Linked DNA regions of Mus musculus: all the other regions are linked to region 1. Evidence: chromatin loops called from intact Hi-C (ENCODE). Cell type or tissue: left cerebral cortex. All regions are shown on one strand. Links, peaks and the distances in the headings refer to the core of each region. The heading gives the core; the rest is flanking DNA. Region 1 has its middle 28 kb from the start of Zfp622. Region 2 overlaps Marchf11 (membrane associated ring-CH-type finger 11). Region 3 holds the start of Marchf11 (membrane associated ring-CH-type finger 11).

The links. Hi-C counts contacts between places; a loop is a spot of excess contacts. Peaks named below come from ENCODE experiments on the same cell type or tissue, not always from the same donor. Only the 100,000 strongest peaks of a DNase experiment are listed, where the experiment ranks them.
Region 2: a loop joins it to region 1, with 3 times the contacts of the local background. A loop is called at or near these places in 9 of 42 quality-filtered maps.
Region 3: a loop joins it to region 1, with 3.0 times the contacts of the local background. A loop is called at or near these places in 3 of 42 quality-filtered maps.

What each region holds. Positions count from the first base shown.
Region 1 is chr15:26,006,426-26,017,998 of GRCm38, reverse strand. No RefSeq gene overlaps it. Among named protein-coding and RNA genes, the nearest start is that of Zfp622, 28 kb to the right of the region's middle. In left cerebral cortex, for the core only: no CTCF peak of the experiment used is centred there; DNase peaks (open chromatin) are centred at 4,297, 5,035 and 5,385; H3K4me3 peaks cover 329 bases.
Region 2 is chr15:26,323,483-26,331,482 of GRCm38, reverse strand. All of the region lies in intron 2 of Marchf11 (membrane associated ring-CH-type finger 11), which reads right to left. Among named protein-coding and RNA genes, the nearest start is that of Marchf11, 18 kb to the right of the region's middle. In left cerebral cortex, for the core only: a CTCF peak has its summit at 4,117 (motif pointing right); DNase peaks (open chromatin) are centred at 4,137 and 6,840.
Region 3 is chr15:26,301,804-26,313,376 of GRCm38, reverse strand. Marchf11 (membrane associated ring-CH-type finger 11) reads right to left here and starts at 4,329. Exons shown (of 4, transcript NM_177597.6): 1 at 3,585-4,329; 2 at 2,251-2,406. The coding sequence starts at 4,115. In left cerebral cortex, for the core only: a CTCF peak has its summit at 4,602; DNase peaks (open chromatin) are centred at 3,727, 4,436, 4,570, 6,043 and 2 more places; H3K4me3 peaks cover 3,266 bases; H3K27ac peaks cover 1,594 bases.

The sequences.
Region 1 (11,573 bases), core at 1,731-9,730:
CGTAAAAAAAGAAGCCCTACTTTTAACTTTTTTTTTTAAGACAGGGTTTCTCTCTGTAGCCCTGGCTGTCCTAAAACTATAGACCAGGCTGGCCTCAAACTCAGAAATCTACCTGCCTCTGCTTCTGCCTCCCAAGTGCTGGGATTAAAGGCGTGCGCCACCACTGCTCCGGACTTTTAACTTTTAATAACAGTCCTGTTGCTGGCTTTGGTCCACCTACAAGTCAGCATCCAAAGCTGCAGAAAGAACACAAAGATAAAGAACACCAAAGAAGGTTTGATACCCCAGCATAAGGGGTTGCTAGAGCGCTGAGGTGGGAATGAGGGTGGGGGAGCACTCTCACAGAGGCAAAGAGGAGGGGGCATGGGATGGGGGGTTGTGGAGGGGAAACCCAGAAGGAGGATATTTGCTGACCCCTGTTGTTGAATTAGGGAAGGCTGAAAGAAGCTGAGGAGAAGGGCGACCCTGTAGGAGGACCAGCAGTCTCAATTAACATGGACCCCTGAGATCTTTCAAATACTGGACCACCAAACAGACAGCACACACCAGGTGATATGAGGCCCCCCAACACACATACAGTAGAGGACTTCCGGGTCTGTGTTCATTCAGAGATGAAGCACCTAACCCTCAAAGGACTGGAGGCCCCAGGGAGTTTAGAGGTCAGGTGGGGTGGGAGGGATAGGGGTATCCACGTAAAGAAGGGGTGGGGTGGGGAGGAGGAATGGGATGTGGAGCAGTCAGAGGATAGATGGGGAGGGGGCAGGGAGTGGAATATGGAGTGTAAAAAATGAATTACAAATAAAATTAATTTTTTTAAAAAGAAATGTAAATAAATAAAATAATTGATTTTTTTTTAAAAGAGTAAAAAGGGCTCTGGAACTGGCTCTGCCGGGATAGGCTCCCTCACAAGCTTCTTCGCAGGCAGGCAGGCACCTGAAAACCTGCCAAAGACAGCTCATTGTCCAGCAGTAACACACTGTACTCCAGGTTCACAACCCTAGGCTTGCTCTGCTGACATCATCGCAAGGCAAAAATCAAAAATTACCATTTGAAATACGATATAGTCCCATAGAAAAAAAGGCATAAAGAAAAGTTGTGATTCTCTCCCTTGCTTATAGAGTTCAGGTGTCTATCGAATTGTATCAATCGTTATAACTCTCAACTCAGATTAGAACACCATTCATTCCTTAAAATCATATTGAATCTTTATTTAGAAATCTCTCCCTACTGGGTCCACAAAAGAATTTTGAGATTATTTCATATCTTAAAGGATTACTAGATAAATTCATCTTTGACAAGTTGCCCTGAATTTTAGTTGAATAAAGAATCAATTAACTTAGCTCTCTGATCAATGAGACGACTACGATGAGTTCCCAACACTAACAGGTCTGTCCTGTGGGGATATTGATTTATAAGCATGTCAGACAGAGATTTTATTTCACTTCCTGTTTTTACTGCTCCGCCTGCAGCTGTCAACCGGGACCACAGACAGGCTCCCCTGGGATCGTGGAGGCGGAAGAGTGTGAGGCCTTCGGGGTCAGCCTTGAAAGCGGGGAACACTCAGCTCTGACCTGGTCTATTGAAATCAATATGGCATGGCGCAGAGAGAGGAAGCAGATGGCAGAGTGTGGCTACATCAATATTTTCTTTATTCTGTGCTCTATATTAAATTCTGTTCAGGAATAAGTGAATTAAATTGACCATGAGAGATAAAAAAAAAAAAAAAAAAAAAAGAGGGAGGGTGTGATGAATCGTTTCTCAAGCGCGGTGTGATCACCACTCCAGCTTCTGCCCTGCCCGAGAGGTTTCTTTTCCTTCTAATGAAGTTATCTCCACTGCATCCTAGGCTATGTGATAAATGTACAAAAGGAGGCATGTGGGAGAGAAAGGCTTGCAGTCTGCCCTCCCAGGATGTCGCCATTAGCATTTCAGCATACTTCATCATGAAGTTCTCTGTGTGTTTGACATGGCTACAAACTATGCTTTTTTTTTCCCATTTAAAACCAGTGTAAGACAATCTCCTGTCTTATTGTAAATTTGTTTTGTCTCAGTGAAAGGTGTTGATATCCTAGCGTGGGATAGGCCTTTTCTGGTCCCACAGAACTGGTTGGCAGTGAGATTGGCGCTCTATTAATCTACTGAGCTCAATGCCCACATGTGCACTCTCCACTATGTCCAACTGACTTAAAATATGCATTCCTTTTGAGCAGTAAATCATCTTTAGGGGATCTATATGAAATCCAAAATGTATGAAATGATCTGAAGCATTCTGCAATGTCAAACTCAGAAAGAAATCTATTAAAAATTAGAGAAGATAGATGATAGATAGATAGATAGATAGATAGATGGATAGATAGATGGATAGACAGCCAACTTGAAAGGGCTCCCACTAGCAAAATGACACAGTATGACCATCTTAGAAAATAATAATCACACTCTTTTAAATTTTCAATTAAACAATCAATGTGCTCACAATGGTACTTAAAAAGATTTACTTATGGAAAATTAGCTCATTACTGTGAAAACAGCTAGGTATCTAAAATCTAGAATTTGGCTTTCTCTTCCTGGATTAACTAGATCTCAACAGAACCAGATAACTAGCAAAGCTAATATTAAAGGAGAATTATGAATAAATCATTTAGAAGCAGGGGCCAAATTTTTTTTTTTAAAAAAAGGTATGACTTCAATCCCTAATGAGCCACCAGGTGGAAGCAATCTTGTCAGTGAGAGTTCACAGGACAGCTGTAAAAGGCAGAGTATTGGGTCCCACCTATTTGATTATCTGTAGTATTCGAAGTTGGAAAAATAGATTTCATGAGATCATGGTGGAATCCACAGGAAGTGCACAGCATGGGAAACAGTGTGACCTAAAAGCACTTGAACTTTAATCACTGCAAGGCTCAGATACAATTACAAGGGGGTTGTCATTGTTGTTGTTGTTGTTGTTGTTGTTGTTGTTGTTGTTAGTGTTCTTTGTCAGAAATACAGAGAAACAAGTAGAAAAACAAAGCATGTGGAAAACAGGACCTAAAAGATACATAAGCTGGTTTCTTCAACAAATTCAAAAAGCATAGAAACAATTGAAGAGAGGAGAAACATTGTACATTAAGTAGTTAAGATATATGATAACTGTGCAGTTTGTGGGTTTTATTGTTTAGCATTTGATTAGGCAGACTATAAAGGACTTTGAGAAAGTTGGACACATTTGAAGAACTATTGCAATATTTTACATATTTATTTTTTGATGTACCTAGATGATTTTATATATATATATGTGTGTGTGTGTGTGTGTGTTATATAATATGTAACATTAATATATAATATATATAATACACATACACACAGACATATATATGTTTGTGTGTGTGTGTGTATGTGTGTGTGTGTTGTTGTTGTTGTTTAATCTCATGTGATGAGTGAAGAAACTTCCATGACATTTGCTATTGACTTCAAATGTGCCAGGAAGAAAGAATGTGTGTCTATGTGTCCATGAGTCTGTGTGTCCATGTGTCTATATGTCTGCGTGTCCGTGTGTGTCTATGTGTCTGTATGTTTGTGTGTCAGTGTGTGTCTATGTGGGAGAAGAGACACGTGGTAGGAATGTGTAGATACACAAAGCTGTAAAATGTTGGTTATGGTTTAAGGCAAGTGATAGGCACTTAAAGAGTCCTTTTCTCTACTTCTTTGTGTTTGGAATTTACAATTAAAATAAGTAGCATCAAGAATGATATTTAAAAGGATATTATATCACTAGGCGTGGTGGTTCATACCTTCAATCCCAGCACTTGGGAGGCAAAAGCAGGTGGATGTCTGTGAGTTTAAGGCCAACCTGGTCTATAGAGCAAGTTCCAAGGTAGCCAGAGCTATACAGAGAGACCCTTTCTCAAAAAAAAAAAAAGATATTAAATTATATAGAAATGAAATTCTACTTGGGAAAACTTTAAAGGAATGGAACAAATAAGTGAGAGAATGCCTATTAGAAACTCTTTCTCCATATGTTGTATGCTGATACCTTATCTATATTTGAGTAGAACCAGTCTAAGCATTATCCGATTCATTTTTAAATTGATGATTAATTAAAAGATTAAACATGGTCTACATTCTTTTGGCGCCTAACACTAGCGCCAGTTTAAGTAGGAACATCAGAATTCTCAATGGAGGCTAGAAGTTTAGTAACTGAAGAGGTCCGTGGGATGCTGCGTGAACACGTCATCCTTGCTGCAAAAACGAGAACGTACTGTGGAGAGGGACTGAGGGCACAGAGGGGGCAGATCACTGTCTGCGGTCCCGCTTAAAGGCGAAGATGATGATTGGAGCTTTCAAAATACGTCACAGTGGATCACAAAACAAAGCAGATTTAATCGTGAGGGGTGGGGTAAACGGACTCATGCCAGCACTTCTGTTTCAAGAATGCAGTTAAACAAACTAATAGCTTCCAAGGGTTAAAAATAAGTCCATTCACCGTGTGCTCCCACACATTCCATGCGATGACAGATGGAGATCTAATTTTAAAAACAGAACTACATTTAAAAAAAAAAAAACTTCAGAAACATCTATCCAAACAATGGATTAGGACTTTATTAAAAACTAAATAATTTAGCACCAGAAGTTCATAGCAGGAACGATGCTCTGTGACAAAGGCTACTCGCAGAAACGAAGCCCTTTGTGTTCGGTAAAATATTTTGAGCTAAATTAAATGACTACGTCTTTTCATTTTCAGCTTGCTATGGAGCAATTATGTGCTAACAAATGATTTATTTTTAAGTAGAGTTGTAAAAATTGGGGGGAAAGGGCATGTATAGAATGTTTAAACCAGAGCGTGCTCTTAGGTCAGGCCCAGGGGACCTGGGCTCTAATAGGCAAGGTCATGTGCAGGAGCACTTGGGAGCACCACCTGCAATGAATGGCAGGGCACAGGGAGCAGCTGAACCGTGATGCTGTTACTGGAAGCTGAGAAAACTCCACAGGGAGACTGGGTGGAAATGGTCCTTCAGGGTTTCTAACAGCGACACATAAACATGTCATCAGAAATGATCAGCTGTGACCATGGATGAGGTAGCTCCTGCTCAGCAGAGGCCATTCCTGAGGAGACATGGTGACGGGTCATCTGCAAAAGTCAGTCAAGTAACCGCCTCCACCCTCCTCCCACCGCTCTTCCTCCTCACACTGCTCCTCCACAATCCTCCTTCATTTTTGGTACTGGAGATTGAATTTAGGACCACATGCTTTTTAACAACTATATTACCACCGAGCTGTTATATCCCTTGTGCTTTTTATAAACACATTAAATTTTTTTTCTTTGAGACAGATTCTCATTTAGTTGCCTAGATAAGCCTTGAATTCTCTTTGTGTCTCAGGCAAGCATTAAAATTGCAATCCTCACGCTTTAGCCTCTCCAGTGAACTGGGATTATCAGCCTTTGCCCACAAGCCAAACTAGGATCCAACTCCTCTGACTGCTTGGGAAATAAGTATGTCACTCCACTGAGTCTCCCATATCTGTTATCTTTAGATTACAAGTTCATCTCCTCATTTAAGATTAGACTCTTGACTCTAGTTCTCTTTTGCTGCAGAAACATACAAGAAGACAGCTACACAGTGGCTATCACCATAGCTGGCAAATTCCTCCTCCTCCTTCTACTATCTCTTCTAGATTCCTTGTGCATTTAAATACCTCTGCTATTGAGTTTGGGTTTGATAACTCAGACTCTGCTCCGTAAAGAACCTGAACCGTTAGTCACCATGAGGATTCATGGCCGTGATGAATGGCCAAGATCAAGTCATGTTTCTGTCACTTACTTATTTACCATCAGAATCTCTACGGGAGTACTCAGAGCCTACCCTGTGAACCACCTATATGTGGCTACAACTAGGTAGTAGCTGCAGCTTCAAGTTTAGATTGTTGTTGTTGTTGTTGTTGTCGTCGCTGTTGTTATTCCTGGCGGAAACCTTTCCTTCTGGTGACCAGGACATTAGAGACTGCCTTGGTCAGTGTTTCTATTGCTTCAATGGAACACCATGATACAAGCAACTTGGGGACGAGACGGTTTAATTGGCTTACACTTCCACAATACTGTTTATCATCAGAGGGAGACAGAATAGTAACTCACACAGGGCAGGAGCCTGGAGCAGGAGCTGATGCAGAGGCCATGCAAGGGGCGTTCCTTACCGGCTTGTTCCCCATGGCTTGTTCATAGAACCATCTCATAGAACCCAGGACCACTAGCCCAGGGATGGCACCACCCACAATGAGCTGGGCCCTCCACCATCTAAGTAAGCCTTACAGATGGGTCTCATGGAGGTATTTTCTCAAGTGAGGTTCCCTCCTCTCAGATGACTCCAACCTGTGTCAAATTGGCATATGATTATCCAGCACAGAGACTAAGTACATAAGAACAAAGAAACACACATTCACTAAAAAGGTCACTGGAAATAGCAGGAAAGGATCCAGGTCTAATTCCAACCCTTATTTTATAACATAGCAATCCATCTAGCAAAGACAGTACATAGTGGGCCTTGATTCAATGTGACTCCATCGTCACATGGTCTCATCTGTCAACTTTACCCCTGCTTTGTAAAGGAGTTAGTTGCTTCTGGGGAGGCTGGGTGTGATAAGGGCAGTGGACCCCACAGTCCTGCACCCATTGTTTTTCTTTGCTATGAAGTGAGACATTCTAAAGGGCCATATGTCAGTCTATCAGGAAAGCTGAAAACTGTCAGTTAGAGGTACTGCTTGAATATCCATAAGCCAAAAGGGTAAAGCCATTTATGAAGTATGTGCCAAGGCCAATCAAGACAAATTATTACCCCTTCCAGATTGCAAGGGAGCCCAGTAATCAAGTTTCTAAATATGACTGGTTACTCTCAAGAAACAGTTTATTGGAAGCTCAGGGTTGGTTTCCATTATTTCTAGGTTGAACACTCAGTAACAGCGGGCAATTAGTTGATTCTTATGTTGGCTCATTTTAATTGGATTTTATAAATTGTTATTCAGTCCTTATAGACCGCTATTTTTATTGAAAATAAATTTTTCATACAATATATTCTAATTATGGTTCTCTCTTCTCCAGCTCCCCCGGATCTGTCTACCTCCTATAGTTTTGAAGGGTGTTAACTAACGAATTAGTGAGGATTCTGTGAGGGCCTCTCCTCTTTCACGGCTGGATGTGATTGGAATGGTAGATTTCTCTGCTGTTCTCCCTGCGTGAGATGCTGGGTTTTAGTGTATTGTCTCGGTCATGGTAGGAAAATTCCAGAAGCTTCCATTTGACCCCCGGTACAATGAGAGTTCACCTTACAAATGGCAGAGCTAACAAGGGTATTCAGTCAACTCCTATGGATAAAATTTTAATTACATAATCAGAAATGGAACAAATGATCACCAAGTAAATAGAGTAAAAAAGAACCAACTGAGAAGTTGATTAACTGCCTCTTACAAGCTTCACTTTAGCCAAGGATCACGATGAAGTATAAAGTTCCTTGCGTATCAGTGTTTTCCATGCTGAAGGGTTTTCTTAAGTGTATATGACTTACCTATTTTCAAATTTTCCAGTTACCCAGTGAATGTCCACGTATTCCTCTTGGTGTAGACTGAGGAAACTATTATCATGAGCACTTGTCATGAGATAGTAAGATGCTTCTGCAACCCATCTTTAGCTTTAGTGGCCGGGTCTTGCATGGAAGGACTGACCCAGGTCTGGTGTTAGTCGTGGCTTTTCCGTGTGGTGTGGGTAACTATTTGTTGCCTTTTCTCATTACCCTGATCAGATGCCTGATAAGAAGCAACTTAGGGAACTTTATTCAGTGGCCATCCTGGTTGTAAAATTCCCTGTAGTGGCATCGCGGTGCTCCTACTCAAGCCTGCCTGACACAGTAGTCCACTGTCACATCACGGGGCTGTGTCCTTAACCCCATGTTCCTCTCCACACAGGCACTGTGTCATCTCCCATCAGGACAAGAAGAGTAAGTGAAAGAGAATTTATATAACTTTCATTACAATGTGTATAATTAGTCTGTTTTATTATTGGTTGTTAACCTCTTATTGTGCTTTATAAATGATAAATGAAGCCTTTTTGCTCTTTTTTTTTTTTTTCAGAAACCTGCTACAGATGAGGAAGGGCTGCTGTAAGCTTCAAGTAGCCCTCTCCAGACAGAAGCTTTCTAGCTGCCGCTTCGCCTTGGCATTCATTCAAATGACTGCAAGCTCCCTGCTTCTACCACCTAAGTTCTGTCGTCAAGTGGCTTCTGTCACCCTGGGATCTTATTATTCCCACTGCTATTGAAGAGACCAATCCATCGCTGCCCTGTGGAGAACAGTCACCGTTAAACTTCCCAGTGGCCTAGGCTTCCCCTCACCAGCTCATGCCTTTTAGCTTTGGCAAATGGCTTGTCATCTAATCAGTGACCTTGTGGGTTTTCTTTCCCTACAGAGCGTATGCATTCTAGGCAGCATGTCTGGTTCTTTCAGCTCTTTGATTTCTTTTATTACTGTCTGTTAATATATTCCTCACAGTTCTGCCCTATTGAGTCTGGTAATCACTTTGCTAAAGAGGAAGAGTCTATCAAGAGAATCCATAAGTAAACCAAAAGCACTAAGTCCTGTATCCTAAGACAGATCCCACATAAATAAACCTTGTCCAATGCTATATGCCATCCAACTTAATCCAGGCTCTTAGGTTAGGTCTTGCATATTCTTTGGCATGTTCTAATTTTTCTTCCTTATCAGAACCAGCACTTCTGCTTCTGTGGCCACTAAATTTATTCCAAATGAACCAACTGGCGATATTTTAAGTTACATCGGCCATTTGGCCCCTGGTTGAGAAACTGCCCACCTCTCCCAATGCAGCATGAAAGCACCCGGAATCAATGTGGCATGGTATCGTGATTGGAATCCAATGCCATTTTACCCCAGACAGAATATAGGCTGGATTTGGCTTGGAGGCTCCCATTGCTGATTGTAGTTATTGGTCTAGTGTTCAGGGTCAGGACAGATCCTGAGGTTAAAACACACTGTGAGGCAAAAGCCTTCCAACTTGTCTTCAGTTGAGTGAGCAAACGGAGCTCTGAATGAGAGAATGAGCCAAGGGGATTCAGTTCATCTGGAAATTCTAGGTTTGTGTCAGAATTAAGCCAGGTCTCTGACCCTGATCTAGCAGCCTTGCTGGTGTCAGAAATGTTGCCTTCTCTGGAGCTCTGCCAGTCTTAGAATCAAGTACAAGGACAGATCCTGAGGTTAAAACACACTACGAGCCTGGCTGGTTTCTGCTTCTGGCTGTAGGCAATGGGAGTCTCTTTATAAACTACCACATGCCTTCTAGCCTTCACACTTAGCCTGAAATTGATGATCAACCGTTGCAACCTTCATCACCTTTCTCTAATTCATTTTCTAGCTCTAAGCAGCTGATATCCAATTGCACTGTACTAACAATGACCACTGGCCCTGGCCCTCTCAAGGACTCTGGACGCAGCACCTGCATGTACATTGCCTTCACATCTCATCACAGTGAATGCTGCAGCGATTACATGGCTGCAGCCAGCTAAGGCCATCAGTATTCCAAGCACACAGCTAGAGCATCCTTACTGTCCATGCTGGGCAGCTGAGGACTCAGCTTCAAATTAGAGTTTTCTTCTATGGCCTCTCTAGACCCCAGAGTTTTCCATGAGAATGAACTCTGAATAAGAGATTTCTGTGTAGGACTTTTATTGTTAAATGTCTTCAAAATCAATTATTATGAGAATAGAAGACAAAGAAGTCCACAGAGGAAGAAAATTACCTGTGATTCAGCTAACAAAGGCCTTTGGAAATGCCATGGGTTGCTGTCAGAATTGTTCTAGTCAAGGAAGGACAGACAGGGAGAGTAGGCTACCCTACCCACTGCAGACTGTGGAGTGGTCTTGAGAATTCTGTTCCCTTCTGCAAGGTCGGGGTGTGGGGAGCACAGCAAAGGTAAGCACTCCTAAGAGGGAGAGGGCATTCCTGTGGTCTGCAAGGGAGATAGGGCCACATATCTAATGGCTTTGGGCAAGGCAGCCCACTATGCAGGTCACACCTGTTACCAGGGATTCTGGGAGAAGACCTGGGTTCCGCTAATTGTTCTGAATTTTTTTTTTCCTAAAGATGCTCTATGTGATGAAGGCAATAAAGTAGCAGTAGTCTGGTGGATAGACAAAGTGAAATGTCAATGTTTAAAGGGCGAAATAAAGAGAAACAAAGAGATGCAGAGTCAGAGGAAGGTGTGGAAGGAAGGGAATAAAGGGGAAAAAAACAGATCCTTCTAACTCTCTACCGCAGCCACAACTCCTTTCACTTAACATTCACATTGTGTAAGAGCCTGTGTCTCTCTACTCCTCCACCCTTTAACAAACAACGTTGCCCTACCTTTTGACATGGCAGGTTGGTATTTGAAATGCCATACTGCCGAGGTTGTGACAGTGGCAAGCTCAGGTCTACTGTAATTAAAGTAGATATGTATTTAAGTTGGGTACGAAGGTAAATTGCCTCTTCATATCCACGGCATGGGCAAGTGCCTGCATGGAGGTCACTTATTTTCCTCAGAAGTTAGGAGATATTTTAGATGATTTGAACTTTGAAACTATAGAGATTTATTAAATCTCACGGAAACCAATAATTGAAAGCTTTTTCAAGACTCCAAGTATTATTTGTAGCTGAGGGAGGCCTTGTCTGGCATCAAGAGGAAGAAAAACCCTTGGTCCTGTGTAGGCTCAATTCCCCAGTATAGGGGAACGCCAGGGTGGTGAGGTGTGAGTGGGTGGGTGAGAGGGGGAGCATCCTCATAAAAGGAGGGGAGGGAGGATGGAAGAGAGGGATTCCAGAAGGGAAACCAAGAAAGGGAATCACATTTGAAATGTAAATATATAAAAAAAAATCCAATAAAACAAACAAACAAACAAAAAACCCACTCCAAACTAACACTGTGTAGTTTCAAATTCTGATAAAATTGTCAGAAGTGTTATTTAGAATCCTATAATCCTGTATTTTTGTCCAACATTCATTTGGAACCAGGATTTTTATCTTCAAACAACTCTAGGGTTGATTATTCTGTGAAATAAAATCGTGCATTGGAGGTTATGAGCAGTATGTTTGGGTTTTATTTATCAACTTTTATGTGCTATGACCTCTTTGGTCTCTATTACTTGGAATGTAATGAGTCCTAGATCTTACTGTGTCCATTCATGTTATAGTAATTCTTCAGGGTATTATGGTCTTGGCCAGGGATAGCTTCAATGAGCTAAATATAAAGTGTTTATACCTTCATTAATGCATCTGTTGATGCAACTAGAGTCACCAAGTATCTAAGTCCTTGTAGATTTGGGGATGTGAACAATGTTTAACAAAGGACTCATAGCAAATCCTATAATAGCAGTGAGGAATATGAGAAAAGGCCACAAACAGCCAAAGGCAGAAGCAGGTGGGCAGCCCAGGCTCTAGGTGCATAGCCACTGCTGCTCATTCTCACACAGCGGCCTGGGCTTACCTCAGCAAGTACTGCTGCTCCGGAGCACTTACTAGTCAGCCAGATCATTTTCCATGGGTCCTGAAGAGCAACACAGTGC
Region 2 (8,000 bases), core at 1-8,000, 320 kb before region 1:
ACATAATAAAAAATAAAAAAATAAAAAAATAAAAAACTAGTAAAGAGATTGCATCAGCTATCAAATAAATAATTAAATAATCCCAAGACTTGGTGGCTTGGTTGTTGGATCTATCAAATATTTATATGATTACCAATCCACTGAAACTCTAAGACAAAAGCCAAATGTCGGGCACTCACTGCTGACCTTGCTGGGAACCTCAAGAAATAAAAGGACACGATGGGGAAAGAAAGTTACCATTGACCCTGATGGATAGAGACACAAAAATCAGCGACAAAACACCAGCACACCAAAACCAAAGAAATGTCAACATGACAAAGTAGATATTATTCTTGGAATATGAGAAAATGTCAACATACACAGATCTATAGAGATGACCCAGCATGTCACCATGATATCTTAGTAGATGTGGACATACTTGATGAACTTCATCATGCTTCTACACTGAAAATAGAAGTTAAGCACAGGAGAAATCCTTTAGTACCACAGAAGGTAAATATGGCTGTCTCATAGGTACATTCCAACTTAACAGTCAGAGGGTTTTTTATTCTTTGCCAGTTTCAGACATGTGTGTAAGGAATTCTAGTCATTTTCATCCCATCACCTTTTCTCAACTCTGCCTCCGCTGATGACCCCCCTCTTCTACTTCTGTGTCTTCTTTGTGTGTGGGACCCACTGAATGTATGAGTTGCTTACACCAGGATCGGTTTGTTTGGATGTGACCCTAAAAGCACAGGCAACAAAAATAAAGACATAAATAATAACTATATTGAAATTTCAAAGGTCCTGTGTAGCAAATGAAACTATCATCCGGATAAAGAGACAACCTATAGAATGAGAGAAAATATTTTTAATCTGTGCATTCACACAGGACCATACCAAGGAAATAACACCTGCTTTTCAAAGACCCAAATCAAGCCAGGCAGTGGTGGCTCATGCCTTTAATCCCAGCATTTGGGAGGCAGAGGCAGACAGATTTCCGAGTTCGAGGCTAGCCTGGTCTACAGAGTGAGTTCCAGGACAGCTAGAGCTATACAGAAAAACAACTGCCGAGGGGCGGGGGCGGGGGAGGACTCAAATCAACATTTCTGAAATGGCTAAAACACATGTGAAAAAAAAAACAAGTTGAACATTTATTTTAGTAATCAAGGAAACGTAAGGAAAGTGCAGTGAGTTACTACTTCATACCTGTTAGAATGACTACTATCAAAAAGGATAAAGGTTATGTGTGGGCAAGAATATAGAGGCAAGGCAAATTCCACAGTGTTTAAGGTACAAGCTTACAGTGTGTAAACTGGTACAGCTGTATAAATGCATGAGGGCTGCTCTTGAATTGGAAAACAGAATTACCGTATGGCCCAATAATCTTAACACTGGGTATACTCCACAGGAAATGAATGCACAAGGGCTACCAGCACCAACACAGTCCATTGCAACATTATTCACAGCAACCAAATATGGAATCGACTTGTGCCCCTCTATTACAGATGAACAGAAAAAGAAAATGGGGCATCTACACATAATGATGAGTATTAATAACATTTATAATAAACTCTGTAGTCTCCAGTACTCCATCCCAATTTTGTCTTTAATCATTGACCTGCTTCCAAAGTCTAACAATGGCATGCTAATCAGCTTGGCATAAACAAAGAGAAATAATTCTCCATTTATAACAACATAGATAAACTAAGAAGACATTATGTTAATTGAAATAAGTCACACACACACACACACTTACACATGTACACAAAGACAAATACTGTATGATCTCTCCTTTATGAGAAGACACATAACACAGAATCAGAAAATAGAACATAGCCACCATGGGCCAGGAGTGTTGGCTGAAGGATTTAATTTTCAATTAGGAAGAATCAAGTTCAAGTGCTCTGTGGGGACTATAATCAGCACTACAGTGATGTATTCTTGAAACAGTTATGGAGTAGGTTTTAAGGATTCTCATAACAAATACCAAGTAAGTAGGGTGATACATATATGTCTCAGCTTGTTTAGTCTCCTCACAATTTTACATATCTTAAAATATATGTTTCATAAGATAAACATACGTAATCTTTTTCTGCTCATGTGATGCAATTAATAATGGTAAATTCTGTACTCATAGGAAAGGTCTAGGTCTACAAGTAATTCTCGCGGTTATAAGCTTTTGTTATGAAAAGCTTGTTCTTTGATTTTAAAACGATTGGCTAAATAAAGTGTTCTACAACCAATTACTGGAGGGGTTAGAAATAAGTGGGTTTTGAGTTACTTGGTTAGGGGTGGAGAAGAGAGAAAGGAGTGAGGAGATGCCAGGAGGAGGAGGAGGAAGAGGAAGGAAAGAGGAGGAGGAGGACATGGAGGAGGAGGAGGAGGAGGATGAGGAGGAGGAGGAGGACGAGGAGGAGGAGGAGGAGGAGGAGGAGGAGAAATGAGAGAAGAGGAATCTGCCAGGAGAAACAGCAAGTATCTGTGGTACCCTATTGGGGATGTAGCCAGGGGAGCAGTTAGAAGAGTACGTTAGAGGTTACCATCCAGTAATTGTCAAAGCCATATAAAATAAAAATAGCCTGAGTCTTGTTTATTTGTAAGCTTGTCAGGGATAAGTATAAAGTGGTTCTACCACACAAATGTTTTCAGAAACATTGAAATCTGGTGGTCTATCTTGAAAAAGCTACATAAATAAGTGGTATAGGCTCAGTGACATATGAACACGCTATAATCTAACTGAAAGGTCTTGCTCAGCTTCTCTCAGCTTTCCCTCCACCTGTCTAAAAACCAGAGTTGAAGGAGATATCCCTGACAGAGATAGCACTCCTTCCACTGCCTGTTATGCTTCCACAGACCTACTGGCACATAGTAAGGTGGGACAGGGACAACACAAGCTCCTTAGAACACCGGTCATTACAGATCCTATATTTTTGGTGCCTCAAACCAAGAGCGATTTTGGCTTACTTAACATGAAAAGGGAAAGTTCATATGTGTTTCCAGACACACAATTTTTGCCTGCATCCAACTGTTCCGATTGTTAAACTACATTGTAACTCTAAAGTTAAATGTTATGTCCCACCTAGAAAAATAAAAGTCATGTTTCTCTTCCTTTCTTCTTTTGATTTCTTTGTTATTTCAAGGGTAGATCACTAGGGAGTCACAACTGCCTAGAAAGTATTCTTCTTCATGCATGCTCTCACTAGGAGAGAGCCTCAGGGGTGGTTGGTACCTCAACAGTTACAGCATAATTAACGTTCAGCCTTCTGTTAACTAAGAACTAAAGCTGTCTGGAAGACAGTCCCCCTCAAGCTCAGTGGCTTGCCATTAGTGAAATAATCACTCATAATGAAAAACCTAATTTTCAAATAAAGTTCATAAACTTTACATCATAAAAATGGTGTCTCATCTAATTCTCTTTAGAAATGTAGCCCCAAGCAAAGTAAAATGTTTTCTTTGAAAATGTAAAAAAAAAAAAAAAATACAGAAGCAAGCATGTGACCAGTTTCTCTTTCAAATAATAAAGTTTTTCCAATTATTGGTCAGTAGTTGCTTTTGTACATGTGAAACCAGATAATTATTTTGCTTAAAGAATTTGTGCCTTGTTCAGAAGTGTTTGATTTTCAATGTCACACAAACATAGTCTGATCTTACTAGGTGTTATAATTATGTTCTCTTTAAACAAGACCCCAGCCAGAAATATAATAAGCAATCATAATTGAATGTTCTTCCTAAAATAAATGCAAATGAATTCACTCTGTTTGAGTTCACACGCCTTCTAATCTTAAACTACTGTAAAATTATTTCAAAAATGCCTAAGAGTTTAATGTTTAACCTGACCAATACATGATATATGTACTTGTTAAACATATTCTGTTAATATATTATATTATATATACATGTGTGTGTGTGCCTAGCCAAATAGAAAATTTCATTCACACCGATTAGCTAAGCAATGATACATGATACATCTTTTTGTCATTGAGTTTTAAAAACATTTTAACTAAATGTCTACTTTAAAATGAAAACCTTAAATGAGTTTAATGTTGGTCATGTTCATGTCCAAGTACAGAGATAACCTTAACCCAGAGAACTTTGAGCAGGACTCCAAGAACATAACCTTGGTTCCTGTGAGACACTAGAGGGCAGAGTTGCACAGGGAAGTTTTTCTGCCACCAAACTGGAAAGGACCTTGACTGTTTCTTGCTCTATATTTATTTGAAAAGGTTTCTAAACTTTTGAGCCTAAACTTTTCCATGATGAAACCAAACAATAAACCTAGAGAAGATCTGATGGAGAATACTGTTCTATAAATGGCTGTTCCTCCTTCTTGCGATGAACATCACAGTCCCTAAGACGTGACTGCTGCTTTTCTTCTGAATGAAAGACTCTCAGCTGCCAAGGCACACTTGTGGACTTTAAAAGCTGGAGGTGTTGAGTTACTAGTGACTTGCCCCACCAAATTTTGGGAAGCAAGTATTCCATTCATGTTAATCAAGTGCCATAAGATCAAAGATAATCTCTCCAGGCCATTAAAAGTTTTCTGAAGAAAGAATTCTCACCCTCCAGAATCTTTTATAGCCACATTCCCTATAAATGGCAGAGATGCAAAAATAATATGGGCTGTCCAGAATCCATTGCACTGATAAATGAAGCCCATTTATTTCCAAATGGATTCTGGAAGGCCAAGTATCAATTTGCACAGCTCCAGGAGCAACAGAAAGTCATTCCCCACCCTCTAAGTCATTGCATGTCTTTCACTGTGGCCAAGTCATTCAAGATACCTCAATATATCTCAATTATATTATGCTGAACATCAGAGCATCAAGCATTCATTCTCCAAACAGCCTAGTTTCCAGGCGACATTAGATGAGATGACTGAACTGCTCTGCAAACCCATTCATCTCAGGAACTGTGTTTTTAGTGAGGAAAAAAATGCACTTGTCTAAAAAAGAAATCATTTCAAAGCTGGTTTTTATTTGCTTTATAATTACTATTTTATAAAATCAGCATTAAAAGTAATTTCAAGGATACCATAATTAAGGATCTATAAATGTTTAATTTGATTCTGTCAATCTAACAACATAAGGAATTGATAGCCACTATATCAGGACTCACCACACAGCTTGGCAAGTAGCTGAGCTTATATTGATCTGCATATTACCGAAGCCCATGTTCTTTCAACTATATTCTGACAACCCTCATAGAATCTCAAGCCTTGTAAAAATATATGTGGCATAGTTTAAAAGGCCATGGCATAAATGGCAGAGGCTGGTTGTGTCAACTTGCTATCCTCCTCTGGAGAGTCTGCAGTTACAGAGAATATTAGCTATTTGAAAATAGTAAAAAGTATTGTGTATTCATATACTAGTAAAAAGTTAACCCCTGAATGCTTAATTTCTCATTCCAGGTCCTGGATTGGAAGAAGAGAAATGAAGAAGGAGGAAGAGGAGGAGGAGGAGGAGGAGCAGGAAAAACCCAGATAGTTTCTTACAAATTGTAGATGAAGACAACTGAATGAGTGTCTAAGTTAACACATATTCACAGAGAGTCCATTAGGAATTTAAGAAAACATAATTCAGCATATGACCCCTGAGTATAGAATCTTAGACTCTCTAGATTAATAACTTTATAATCTGAACTCAACCTACAAAGTATTCATTTATTTTTTAATAACTTTCTATCATAGGAACCAACTTCATTCAGACCCAAATTTTCATACTTAATGATCCAACCATGTAGTCTCTCTAAGAGATCCGATTCATATTCAAAGACCAGATGGATGGAGAGGTAAAAGGAGGATAGGGCTCTGTGTCACGGGAACATGTAACCAAAGTAGAGTCACAGTGGACAGATAACATCAGACAAAACTAATTCCAAGATGAAGCTGGAGATTTCTATGTATTTAGTGAGAGTTCGCTTCAGAAATCTGTATTTCTGAATGCAATCACCAGTTTAGCTACTAAGAGGCAGGGATTTGAAGAGACAATTAAGTTATAAGACTATAATCCTCATAGGTGGAACTCAGGACCTGGTCAAGGGTCTGAAAGGAGTAAGTTTCAGTCTCTTCCCTTCACCCCTGTCTTGGGGACACAGCAGTCATTGAGTTAGCCGTCACCAGACACCAAACCTGCATGTACCTAAATCTTAGATTATAACTCTCTATTATGAGAAATAAACTTCTATTTTTTCAAACTACTAGACATAAGATATTTCATTACAGAACTAAAATTAGACTAAAACATTGAAACAAACAAAAAAAAATCTATAATGATAAAATGCCCAGTATGTCAGGAGGATAAAACTTTAGAAACATATTAGTTCTCTATACCAGAGCCCTAAATTACATGAAGGAGAAAACAAATAATTCAAAATGAACAGTTGAAGACATCAAAGATCAAGTTTCCCCCAGAAAGGAAATCAACAAGAAAATAGAAGACTTTAACATCACCATAAAAAGTGTCCATTTAGAACACTCTTCAGGGCAAAATGTCTCACCTAAAACACTTTGGACCATATGAGATTCACAACTCCAAATTTTCTGGTTCTTTAATATAAAACAGTACATTTGGGACAGATTATGAAATATCTACATTATTATCATGCTGTCTATTCCTTTATTTGCCCTTCAGAATGCAATTCAACTAGTTTCCAAAATCAGCATCAGCATCAACATCAGCATCTAATCTGAGGTGTCACGTCCTCTGACTTCCCTAAGTCCCCTATCTGCCTAAACGTACACCTCTTCCATGTACCCTACATGCAGTTTTCTTCTTGTTAACACTTCATAGTGCCATTGCATATTCACAGCAACTGATGAACCAACCACCACAGGGGTGTTGCTGTCAACTAGTCCCCACACTTTATAGCATGCTGGTTTTTCTCAGGCTCCATTTTCTATTCTTGGCTCCAGCCCGAACTCATCACATTTAGTCATCGTGTCCTTTCTGTCTCCTATTGTCTCATATGTTCCTCACTCTTTTTCTTCAGCTTTAAAAATTGCTCAAGTGCTTTGTAGGCTTCTTCTCAATTCTTTCTGTCTAATGGTTTTTCATAAATGTACTGAGGTGTTGGGTTTCAGGTGAGACAATTTCATCACAGCATATCAAGGGTATATGCTATCAACATGACCACTAGGGATGGTATCATTCCCTGGCAGTGTTAGCCTTAGTCGTGTGACTAAAGCAATTGCTAGACATTGCAAATGTAAATCTATTCCCCTCTCCACTTTTGACAGCCACATCACTCTATTCTTTGGAAACAAATCACTGAGTATAATAGACACTCAAAGGGTAGAAGGAGGGGGGTGATACCTCTAGAAGGGTATAGTAAATTATTTCAAGTGTCCTTGGTGAGAGATTTGCCTATCTTTCACATCAGTGTCCTCCACTTGACTCAAGTCCTAAATGGTCTATTTTAACAAATCCTGAAACTACATTGAGGATTTGTTAGGGCTCTCAATAGAACCAATACCAATAGTGTGTGTGTGTGTGTGTGTGTGTGTGTGTGTGTGTGTGTGTGTGTGTGTGTGTCTGTGTCTGTGTGTCTGTGTCTGTGTGTGTGTCTGTGTGTGTGTCTGTGTGTGTGTCTGTGTATGTACATGTGTATGGGCACATGCATGTGCATTTGCATGTGTGTGTGTGTGTGTCTGAGTGTGTGTGTGTGTGTGTTGAGAGATTTATGGCCAGGAGCTAGTTCATATGACTGAGCCTGATGAGTCCTCAGATCGTTAATCAGTGTGGCTAGAGATTCATCAGAGCAGCCTCTGTGATCCCAGGAGGCTCCTGAAAGTCTGAGAAACAAGAGAGCTGACACAACGGCACTGAAAGCCTGTGGATCTGAAGGACAGTCAGGGCAACCCAGGGAGAGCCGATGCTTCTGTTCACATGCAACAGAAGAGCAAAGCAATTCTCTGACTGGGAGATAGATAGGCCATGGAATTCCCTCCCTGCCAGGAGAAGGTCAGCCACTTTTTTTCCACTTAGGATTCCAATTTCTAGGACAGGCCCAAGCAGATTAGA
Region 3 (11,573 bases), core at 1-8,000, 300 kb before region 1:
AATAAGTACCAGGCACTATATGTTTTAGATATAGTCTTCAAAGTTCTTTCATCGTTAGCATGATACAATGTACTAGCATAGCATGCATGAACCTTGTTTCTAAATATTACCTTCCATCTCAGAGTAATAATCAGATAATGTCACAGATCATATATACAATCTTAAATATATTCGTAGTGTTGGGTTAATTTGGAGGATTTTGACTTTTTGAGGAAAAATTGTTTGGATAATTGCTTTTGTTAAAATTATTACTGATTATGAAATTAATGAAACTAAAGACCTAAATTCCTTTGGCCATAGGATTACAAATGCTATAAATAGTATTATTTGCTCATATATCACATATACAATCTTAAATACATTAGCAGTATTGGATTAATTTGGATGATTTTGATTTTTTCGAGGAAAAATTGTTTAGAGAATTGCTTTTGTTAAAATAATTACTGGTTATTTTTTGAAACTGATGAAATTAAAGGCATAAATTCCTTTGGCCATAGGGTTACAATTGCTATAAATAGTATTATTTGCCCTAGACTTTTACATCTATTCAGTGTTAATAAGAAGCCTATTTCTATTTACTGCAAAATTAATGTTCAAAAAGAATGAATATATAGTAGCTCTCAAAGTTTTTTGAAATACCTTTCTGCTGTAGCTCCACACATCATTCTCTCTGGCTCACTACTGGTGAGAAAAAGTTCCTATGTCTTGCCTCTCATGTAGTCTGTTCATAAGATTATCATAGATACAACAATGTCAGCCAGGCCATAACCTTGGACATGGCTCAACTCTTTTTCTTTCTTTCTTTTCTTTTCTTTTTTCTTTCTTTCTTTTTTTTTTTTTTTTTTTTTTTTTTGGTTTTTTTCGAGACAGGGTTTCTCTGTGTAGCCCTGGCTGTCCTGGAACTCAGAAATCTGCCTGCCTCTGCCTCCCAAGTGCTGGGATTAAAGGCGTGCGCCACCAAGCCCGGCTGGCTCCAACTCCTTTTCATTTGGTCTTTTTCATTTTGAACTGGAAAAGGTCTGTGACTGACTTCTGTGTGGCCATACCTCTCGTTAGTTTCCCCTTTTCAACTAACTTGTAAGTCTGAGGTGGAGAAAATTCCGTTTTTCATCTCATGATTGCTAATTACGCCTTAAATGCAAATTTCAGAGTTGCAAATTAATTGCATATAAGGGATCAACTGAATATTAAGAAATTTAAATTCCCAATGCACTAATAATTCACATTCTGGATTCCTTCAGAAATATTACAGTGCCATGCATGTTGTGTACCTCAATGTAAATTGAGTTTTATCATGGGTAAACCTAGTGGCCATGGGCAAGCCTACTAGTGATGGATAAGTCTAGTAGTGAGAGCCACTAGGTCCCATTGTATTTCTCTCTTCAAATTTTCCATTGCCTTTTTCATGGTTGTTGCATCTCTGCTCCATCTCCTGCCAGATCTCTGTTACATACTGCCCCACTTTCCTCTAAGCTATCTTCTTAACATTCTGTATTTGATATTCCATCAGCCTATTCAAAAACTTGAGTCATTTCCACCCAAAAAAATAAGGAGATGGGGGAGGGGGTGAGCCTATTGTGGTGGGCAGGGAGGGGGGTTAACTGCAAACTTATGATACTGTGTCACTGTGACTTTACACAAAGATTTGAAACTAGGTAGAACTTCACCAGCATTATGGAGATCGGCTGCAGGGAACATGCCTGCGTCTCATATGTAACTGAATGGCACCAAGCGTTAATGTGGAAAAAAATTTTTTAAAACTCTTATGGAACAGAAAACATAAGCAGGAAGAATGTTTAGTCTTGAGCTGACAGACTCAACTGGAAGTTTCCACACTGGTAAACAGCCACTTCATTTGCATCTCTTTTCCATAAATTGAGCTAGGTATGGTTTAAAATGCAAAAAAAAAAAAAGTCTGCTAAATAAGCTGTATACCATCTCTTATTAATAAAACAGACTCATGTGGATTCATTTTTACCAATATAGCCTTTAAGAAACAGAATTCAGTATAATTTAATCAGTAAACAACAAATTATAAAGGAAATCATTTGGTTAAAATGCCCTTGGAGTTTCTCAGAAAGAATGTCATGGCTTTCTCTAAGCACCACCTACAAATTCTACATCTTGGTCTTACTGCAACTTGTATTAAATATTCTTAAGTAGTATTAAGGAGACCATTTAAGCCAAAACAAAATTCAAGTGTACCCGTGTTAACAAAATTATTCCTGGAAGAGTGAACATTGTGTCTACCTGGCAAGGTTGCTTCATTTTAATGGCTGTGACGTGGTATCTATAACAGCACAGCTCGCAGGTCCAGGAGCCTCTCTCACTGATCCACTTTAGAAGACACAGCTGATGTGTGTATCGAACAGACCCATCACATCGGCAAGGATTTAACAACTCACCCTGGAGTGGGAAAAAGAAAAAGAAGAAGAAGAAGCAGGCCACTGTAAATATCTGTGTTTCTGCCTCTACTTAAAAACCCTAAGCTTGATTTCGTTTCCATCTACTCTATTTACCTGGAACTATACAAGTATCAAGCTCTATCCCAGAAAACCAAATTAAAATTTTATATCTCTGATGGGAATGACACTAAAGTCTTTAAAAAAAAAAAACCTATTTCTAAGATAGTGCTTACAGTTATGACAGAAATGTTCCACTGACATACAAAATGTCTGCAAGATGCAGCCCCCAATGCCCTTGGGGGAAAGGCTCTACTATTAAATCTCTTTAATAACTTTTAAGTGGATGGTCAGATGCATTTCCTCTGCAGTTATTCTTAATCATTGCTAAAGGAGAAGTGCATAGCAGAAAGCAGCTCAGAGTAGCCTGCACTTTTACTTTTTCTAAATGTAGCATCATAAATATTGACTCAGGGCGCTATTTCCTGAAAGCCTGTGTATTCTTATGCAACTTCCTAACTTTCAGAGACATTAAAGCTAATGTTTTCACACACTTTGCAAGGGAGATGCATTCTCATTTCCCCTGCATGATGGTTCTTGTGGAAGTTTGTACGTGACTCTAATGATGCTTATAATTTTAAAAATGCATTTCTAACAAAGCATCAAGGACATCAATTGGCTAAGATACCCTTTCTGTTCAAGTACTTCCTTTTGCAAGAACTGTAGCACCTTTCTCATTAAAAATTTGTAATAAAAAACCCACCCTTTTTTGGTATTGCATATTGGTATTGCATACCTCATATTGGTATTGATGTAGCATGACTTATCCCCAGCCTCATTTGTATTCTGAAACTAAGTTCTCTGGATACATTAACAGAAAAGAGACCTGGCTTGAATCTACTTATAAACTAAAATCCTTTGAGTAATTCACAAGAAACGCTTGATGATGTTACCATTATAGTACCTAGGAGTACCTGACTTCAAAATAAGGTAGAGAGAAAAGGTGTAGGTTAATTTACTTCTGTATTGGCCACCAGAACACTTTATCAGCCTTCTCAGAAAGAGAACTGGAGAGGGAAGCTCAGTTGTGGGGCGTGCGCTGTCCGTGGTGCTGAAAGCTCTACCCTTGCGGTCCAGGTCCAGGACTCACCGCCTGCAGACCTGGGGTCCCTCTGGCCTTACCTGCTCTGCGCCCTGGAAGCAGATCTTGCAAATGGGCTGATGGTGCTGGTGCTGGTGCCCCGAGCGCTGGTCGCTACCGCCGCCACTACTGCTGCTGCGGCTGCTACATACGGAGCGTGTTTCGGGCTGGTCTCCGGTGCCTCGCCGCTCGCCCTCCCGGCACGCGCCGGCCTCGGGCTCCCCCGGGCTGCCTTTCCCCGTCGCAGCCTCGGGGAGCTTCACCTCTGGAAGGCGCCTAGGACCTTCGCAGGAGTCGCCCGCCGCTGTCACCTCCTGGTCGCCGGGCAACAGAGACGGCGGCAGCGGCGGTAGAGGCTCTCCTGCGCCCTTGCGCCGAGGGGCCAGTTCTACCGGCGGCTCGCCCGACCCTACGATGCGCTCCAGAGGCGCGGGCAGCGGCGGCCGGTAGCGTGGGGAGGTGGGGACCAGGACCGACTCTCCCGGAGGCGGGGGTGGGGGCGGCGGGGGCAGAGGTGGCTCAGCTTCGAGGCTGTCCGCCCGGCTAGACCGTTTTTTGCCCTCGTCGCTCATGGTGGAGTCGCCGCCGTCCTCCTGCCCGCCCGGTGGCGGGCCGGGCGCGGACTGCAGCCAGAGAGCGCAGAGGAAGGCTGGAGAGGGAGGAGGGAAGAGGGTGGGAAGGGGAACCGGGGCGAAGGGACTAGGAAGGCGGGACCAGGAGAGGACGCGGAGGACCGGCGCGGCGGCCGCAGAGGCGGCTGTTCAGCGGAGCCGCCGGCTCGGCTCTGATGGAGGCGGCGCCGAGTTCGGCTGCCCGTGCCAGGCGCGCGGGGGTGGGGATGGGAGGCGGGGAGGAGCGCAGAGCTGGGCAAGGAGGCTGGGAACAAGCACTGGACTGGGGGATGGGGGTAGGCAAGTCGTGCGTGAGAGAGAGGTGTGGGGTGCCGAGAGGACCCTGCTGGAACTGGGGGATTCCTGGGCCGCTTCCACTAACCCCGCCCCGGGCCGCTCACGTCGGTTCCGGGGCGGATTGCCCCTCGCAGAAGCGCGCGGTACTGCGGCTCCAGTGAGAAAGGAAAAGGGGGAGGGGTCGGAAGCTGCCGATCCAAAAACCGTTACTGGGTGGATCTGGGGGAATTCCGAGAAACCCGCCGGGTGGGGGCGCGGTGGGCCAAGCAGAGACCCGCGTGGGAGTAAGGATGAGGGCGAGGTAGGCATCCCTGTGAACAGAGGCACGCAGGAAAGGACTCTTGAGGACAGATGCTGTAGCTGCTCTTTGCTCCACTGTTGTTTTGGGGATCCCAGTCCTCTCTTCTTCAGAGGACTCTGCATCTCAAAAGTCTTCAAGCAGAAGCCTCTGAAACCTTTGTCATCCTGGGAATGCCCAATCCCCCTGTCTCCCTCTCCTGAATATATACATCCTGGATTTGTAAAAATTTTCGATGCGTCCGAGGTTGGAGGGTTGCAATGCTCCATTCTGTGGCTTGTGGGTCTCCTTCATGCTTGCACAAATATTGCTGCGTCCTTCCCAGGAAAAGTGGTTACAACCTTGACTCAGCCTGCCTCCACCCTCATCCACCCCCCACCCCCAGTCTCTCCTCCCTCTCTCCCTCTCTCTCCCTCTCCCCGGCCTCCTCTCTCCTCCCTCCCTACCCCTCCCTACCTTTTCTCTCCCTCTTCCTCTCTCTCCCCACCCCTTTCCAGTAGGGTACTGTGCTCCTGTGCTCTGGCCTTCTGTTCCAAACCCAGCAGTCTGAACTCTTAGGTTATTGGGGTTTTACCCTGCAAGGTGTCCATGCAAATCAATTGTGACTTATCACTGAAGTGGAGTCTTAATGACTTTGACAGAAGTGACTGGCCCTAAAACATTCCTTATTGGCCACATTTCATAGCTGAAGACCTAGGACCAGATAGGCAAACTAAGTTCAAGGTCACCAGCCTATTTAAGGACTGTCCATAGATCTGACACCAGTGTGTGTGTGTGTGTGTGTGTGTGTGTGTGTGTGTGTGTGTGTTTGCGTGCGCGTGCGCGCGCCAGGGTGATGGGCACATGAACATATACCAGCATTCACACACAATCCTTTCTTCATCTTCTTTAAAATAGTTCTGTAGCATGTGGGTTGTTTTGTGTCTCTAACTCCAGTTAACAGAATTGAAGTACTTGAGCACAGGCTTAAGTAGAATTTACAAGTATACATTTGCCTTTTTTAAAAAAGGAAAGAGAGAGGGTGAAGGGAAGGAGGAAAGGAGGGAGAAAGAAACAAACAACAAAGAAAAGAAAGGTAAAGACCCGGGTCTTTTGACATATATCACTGTGGCCTGGATGGAGTTGCAAAAGAAAGAAGAAGGAGGAGAAGAAGAAGAAGAAGAAGAAGAAGAAGAAGAAGAAGAAGAAAGAAGAAGACTGCTTCATCACAAATGGCTTCAGATGAAACAGCTTCCAGGAATGTCCTCTCACACAGTTCCCTCAGACCAGTTTATTTTTGGCAGCACAGTGGCAGCCAGCAAACACAGTTTTAAAATAATCCTTGCAAGCCCTGGCAGTTTACCATACTGAAGAAATGTGGCAGTAGATAGGGGTTGTTTGGGGTCTTCACCTTTCAAAAGTGCACTATACGCATTTGTATACTATCCCATTCATAAGATATTTTTTCCGAAGCATTCATATACTCAAATGCCTGAGCCATAAATTCTTAAAAGGGGAAAAACTTTATATATCATCCCAGGCAACTCAATGTGTTGCTGATCAATCACTATGAGATACAGCAAAATATGTTATTAATGGGTGAAATGAAGGCATAGATAGTGTACATAGCTAAGCAGGTAGACTGCAGCGAGGTGTGTCCTTTCGGTTGCTTGTTTCTGGAAAAAATAACTTCAATAACAGAAAAGCTCATTTCTTACTATGATGGCTAGCCTCATAAAAAAACTGAAAGAAACATTCTTTCTCAGCTACATTGAACTTGGAGGCTGATCTCTCCCCCTGACTAACAAAAGGCTCCACCCTACCTACTGAGTCGCCAATGGACCAGTAGAAACTGACTTTTGATCTCTCCTGTAAACGTGCGCTGTAATGAGAGACATGGAAAGAGGAGTGTCTCAGCTAGGCTGCCAACAACCAAATGGAAGAGACAGAAAGGAGGGCTAAGGAAGGACATCTCACTTCCAACAGCCACCAGTAGCTGATGTTCATCAAGTTTTTAAAAGTCAGGTTTTGAGCCTGATATAGCTGTCTCCTGAGAGGCTGTACCACTGCCTGACAAATACAGAGATGGGTGCTCTAAGCCAACCATTGGACCGAGATCAGGGTTCTCAATGGAAGAGTTAGAGGAAGGACCCAAGGAGCTGAAGGGGTTTGCAGCCCCATAGGAGGAACAACAATATGAACCAGCCATTACCCCCAGAGCTCCCAAGGGCTAAACCACCAATCAAAGAGTACACATGGTGGGACTCATGGCTCTAGCTGCATATGCAGCAGAGATTGGCCTTGTCAGACATCAATGGGAGGAGAGGCCCTTGGTCCTGTGAAGGCTCCATGCCCCAGTATAGGGGAATGCCAGGACAGGGAATCAGGAGTGGGTGGGTTGATGAGCAGGGGTGGAGAGGGAATAGGGGGGGTTGGGAGGGGAAACTAGGAAAGGGGATAATATTTGAAATGTAAATAAAGAAAATAATTTTTAAAAAGTCAAGTTTTGTCAAATGCAAGTGAATGATGACATGTATGTGGAACATATATAAATAAGGAGAAAGGTAAACAGCATAGCAGATTTGTTTAAATCCCTGATTATGCTCCTCACATACATCCTTCACTGACATGGGCCACTTCTCTCTGGCCTACAGACCCTTTAGTCACAAGTAGCTGAATGGAAGAATGATGGGGAAAATGTTAAAGAGCCACACAAGTATGTCCCCAGATGTCCTTTTGTGGCGTTAATATATGACCCTAAGAGTTTCTCTGGCAGCTTCTCTAGCATTCACAAACCCTGGAACTAAATGCTGAAAGCACTTGAAAGGAAGGGGAGTCGGACAGCAGTTAAGGCAGGCCATGGCGGTTGAGAGTGATTTTATACCTATCCTGAATCTAAACTGGGCAGGATGACCTTGACACACCCTTCAAACACATAAAGATAGCCTGGAGAGCTCTTTAGAATTGCTGTTTAAAAAAATCCTTTTAAGTGTAGCTCTTACAGGTATTCCAAAATTATTCCATTGGCACGTTTAGGATACATTGAAACCTCTGTGGAGATTGAGTACAATACAATACAATACAATACAATACAATACAACACAATACATAGTGTTCTCAGTTGTCTTCACATACCCAAGAATCTAGCCTGCGTTTAATCCTGGAATCATTTCCCCAGACTTGTGCTATAAAACAAGGTTACATTGTGCTTGATAGTGGAGAGCTGCAATCATCAGACCCAGCACTCACCTGTGCAGAGTACAGCCTTGTCAGGTACCAGAAATGGTGTCTGTCTGTCAACCTCAGGTCAGCACAGCTCTGTATGCAGAGAGGTCCGCAACTTACAGCTTCCTCCCTCTCTCCTTAACTCTAGCTGCATATATCAAACTGTACCATATACCAAGATGTATCATTCAAGGCCACTTCTCACTAAGCAGGTCCAGTCCAAAAACAGAGAGCATCCCCAAATCTTTTATTCATCCCCTTTATGCCAGCAGCAAGCTGTTCACTCTGTCCATGCGTTCTATTGTTCAAGCCAAATCCTTTTACGTCATCCCTGCATTTTTTCTCACATTTGTGTGTGAAATGGGTCCTACAAATGTACTTTCAAAATATATACCGTATCCTACTAAGGCTCGCTGCTGTACCTGCTGTTCCTGTTCAGACTGCCATCTTCAGGCACTAGAACCATCAACACGCTTTCCCTGGGTGTGTCTCTGCTTCTCACCACAGTTACATCCCCTGCAGTGGCCAGATAATCTCATTCAAGTGTGACACCAATGGCTTCTGTGGTATTTTGAATGAAAATGGTCCCATAGGATCATAGGGTGCAGTGCAATTGGAAGTGTAGCCTTGTTGAAGCAGGTGTGTGGCCTTGCTGGAGGAAGTGGCTCGTTCTCTTCCTGCTGCATGCCGAACTGATCTGGTTGTAGAACTTTCAGCTCCTTCTCCAGCACCATGTCTGTCTGTATACTGCCATGTTCTCTGCCGTGACAATGACGGACTAAACCTCTGAAACTGTAAGCCAGCTCCAATTAAATGTTTTCCTTTATAAAAGTTACCATGGGCATGGTGTCCCTTTATAGCAATAGAAACCCTAAATAAGACAGCTTCCCATCATACTATCAAAAACCTTAGCAGAGCCCTACCTTTGACTCTGAGGATATCTGTATACCCTACCCAGAATTCACCTCTTCCTACTCACTCTTGCAACAGTTACAAGCTTGTGATTTCCTAGGGTCTCTTTCTTCTTGTATCTTGTCTTTAAGACACAGTCCTGTCTCACTTCACCCATCCACCCCCTTCTGAAATAAGATCTTCTACTATCATTATAGGTCTGACCTTAGTTATCTTCTTCTTCATCCCACTTTCCAACATTTCACCATTCATCCCACTACCCACCATCCACTCACTCTTCCCACTACCCAACATCTACTCATTCATTTCACTACCCAACAACTGCTCATTTTTCCCACTACCCAACATCCACTCATTCTTCCTACTACCCAACATCCACTCATTTATCCTACTACCCAACATCCGCACATCCAATCATTCATCCTACTGCCTAACATTCCCTCTTTCATCCCACTACCCACCATCCACTCATATATATAGTCACGTTTTGCATATTTTTCTTGCTTCTTTTCTCACTTAGCATCTTTGACTGGCACTTTTCCCCTATAGGAAGCTGTCTTGTACAGGGTTCTATTACCAGTGACTAGAACAGAGTAGTACACATCAAATATTTACTATCAACCAATCAATCAATCAATCAATCAAAGGTCTGTCATACAGGAAATTATTCATCAGCTTCTGTGTTTAAAGCACTTTGTAGCTGATTAAGCTGAATAGCTAGGTCCTTCCTACCTTTACAGTGTTCACTGACCTTCATCAGCTTGGTAACTTTGACCTATAGTCCTCAAGATACCTGGTATCTTCTCTAAAATATCTAGGGTACCTAAACTCTGATAACAAACAAGTGCCACCAAAATTTACTGATTGCCACCACCTCCCTTCAGCCCACTTCCCAAATGTTCTGAGACCTTGCAAATAAGAAAATATTCTCTTAAAGGGTATGTTGATTTGTAAAACTTTATATTGTACTAAAATAATGAGGAAGCCTTGTGTTCTTCCCTGCCTTGAACCTTGGAAATACAAAAGAGTTCTTCACATCAGAGATATGAATGCCCAAAGTGCCTAATTAAAACACTGTGTATATCGGCATGCACAGGGCATCCAGAACCAACCTGCCATCTGGAATGTAGTAAAATCAATGTCACTGGACAGAGCAGCCAAAACTCTAATAAAGCCATTTCTGAGTTCATTCAGCTGAAAATTATCTTGTTTTCTATCAAATTCATATATTACATGGGATTTTATGCTACATCTTGAATGGCATGCCTTGCATTATATTATTAAATATGTTTTTATTTGGGCCTTTCCCATTGTTCTCCATTTTAACCCACTTGAATTGAGTCTATATAACCCCTTTTTCTGAAGGCTATAATTACTGTGATGTGAACTATGTGTGAGCTAAAAGTTAATATTAAAAATGTTGATTAAAAATAACTTATTTTTAAATTATTAATTCACTTCTATATACGTAACAACTTAAAAAGGGATTGAATCCACCATGCTTGGGCAGAGAGCAGAGGAGTCATCTATAGAACTTGATAATGCAGATATAACCACCTTATAACTAGCTTTGACAAAGACTCTATCCCTAGGGATCATCATTCAAGAGCCATAATTTGTACAGAAGAATTGCCAAGTTTTCTTACTCTTTCACCAGTCCCTATCCACTTTTCTTCAAACTCCTAATCCTACTACCAGGACATCAGATCTCATAGAGAAGTGTGGAGATATGAAGTCAGAAGCAATATTATTTTGCTGTCTTTCATATGGATGTGAATCTTGTCTGCTGCAATGCCTACCTCTTTTGTGAGGCCCCTATCATAGAGCATCTCTTTAAAAAGAAGAAAGAAGGAGGAGGAGGAGGAGGAGGAAGGAGAAAAGAAGGAGGAGGAGGAGGAGGAAGGAGAAAAGGAGGAGGAGGAGGAGGAGGAGGAAGAAGAAGAAGAAGAAGAAGAAGAAGAAGAAGAAGAAGAAGAAGAAGAAGAAGAAGAAGAAGAAGAAGAAGAAGAAAAGAAGAAGGGAACCAACTCCAACTTTCCACTAGACCACTAATCCCAATGGAATCCCTCTGCACCATTGTCTAGAACTTAAGCATTCCAAGAAAAAGTTGTGATATAGCTAAAATACACCATGCACTGATGGCCAGCCGTGAAGATCTAATAAAAAAAATAAAATTTAAAAAACCCACAAAGTTACTAAGAATAAATGGCAGTTCCTTAAAGGAAGGGAGGCACATGTTCTTCCAGAACATCAACTGCATGGCTAAAAATGGGTACCATGTCTGTCCACTTCTTGAATGTAGTCTGTACTAATTCATGTCTACTATCCATCTGAATTCCTACAGCTGGACAGACTCAGCTAAGGCTAACACACGAAACTGCATTCCCAGATGTACTAATTTTTTATTGTGATACAAAGCAAGAATTGTAAAAACTTGTTTATATATAAATAAGATGCCTAAATGCTTAATCCAGAGAGGCTTGAGTAAATATACATGAATTACTAGGTTTTTTTTTAATTATTAGTTTTTAAAAATAACATTGATGAGCCCGCAAGATGTCTCAGAGGGTAAAGGTCTCTTCTGTCAGGTCCACCGAGTTGAATATGTTGCCCAGAACTCACAGAGAAGAAGAGACAGGTGACTACCATGACTCGTACTCTAACCTACACACACACACACACAGAGAGAGAGAGAGAGAGAGAGAGAG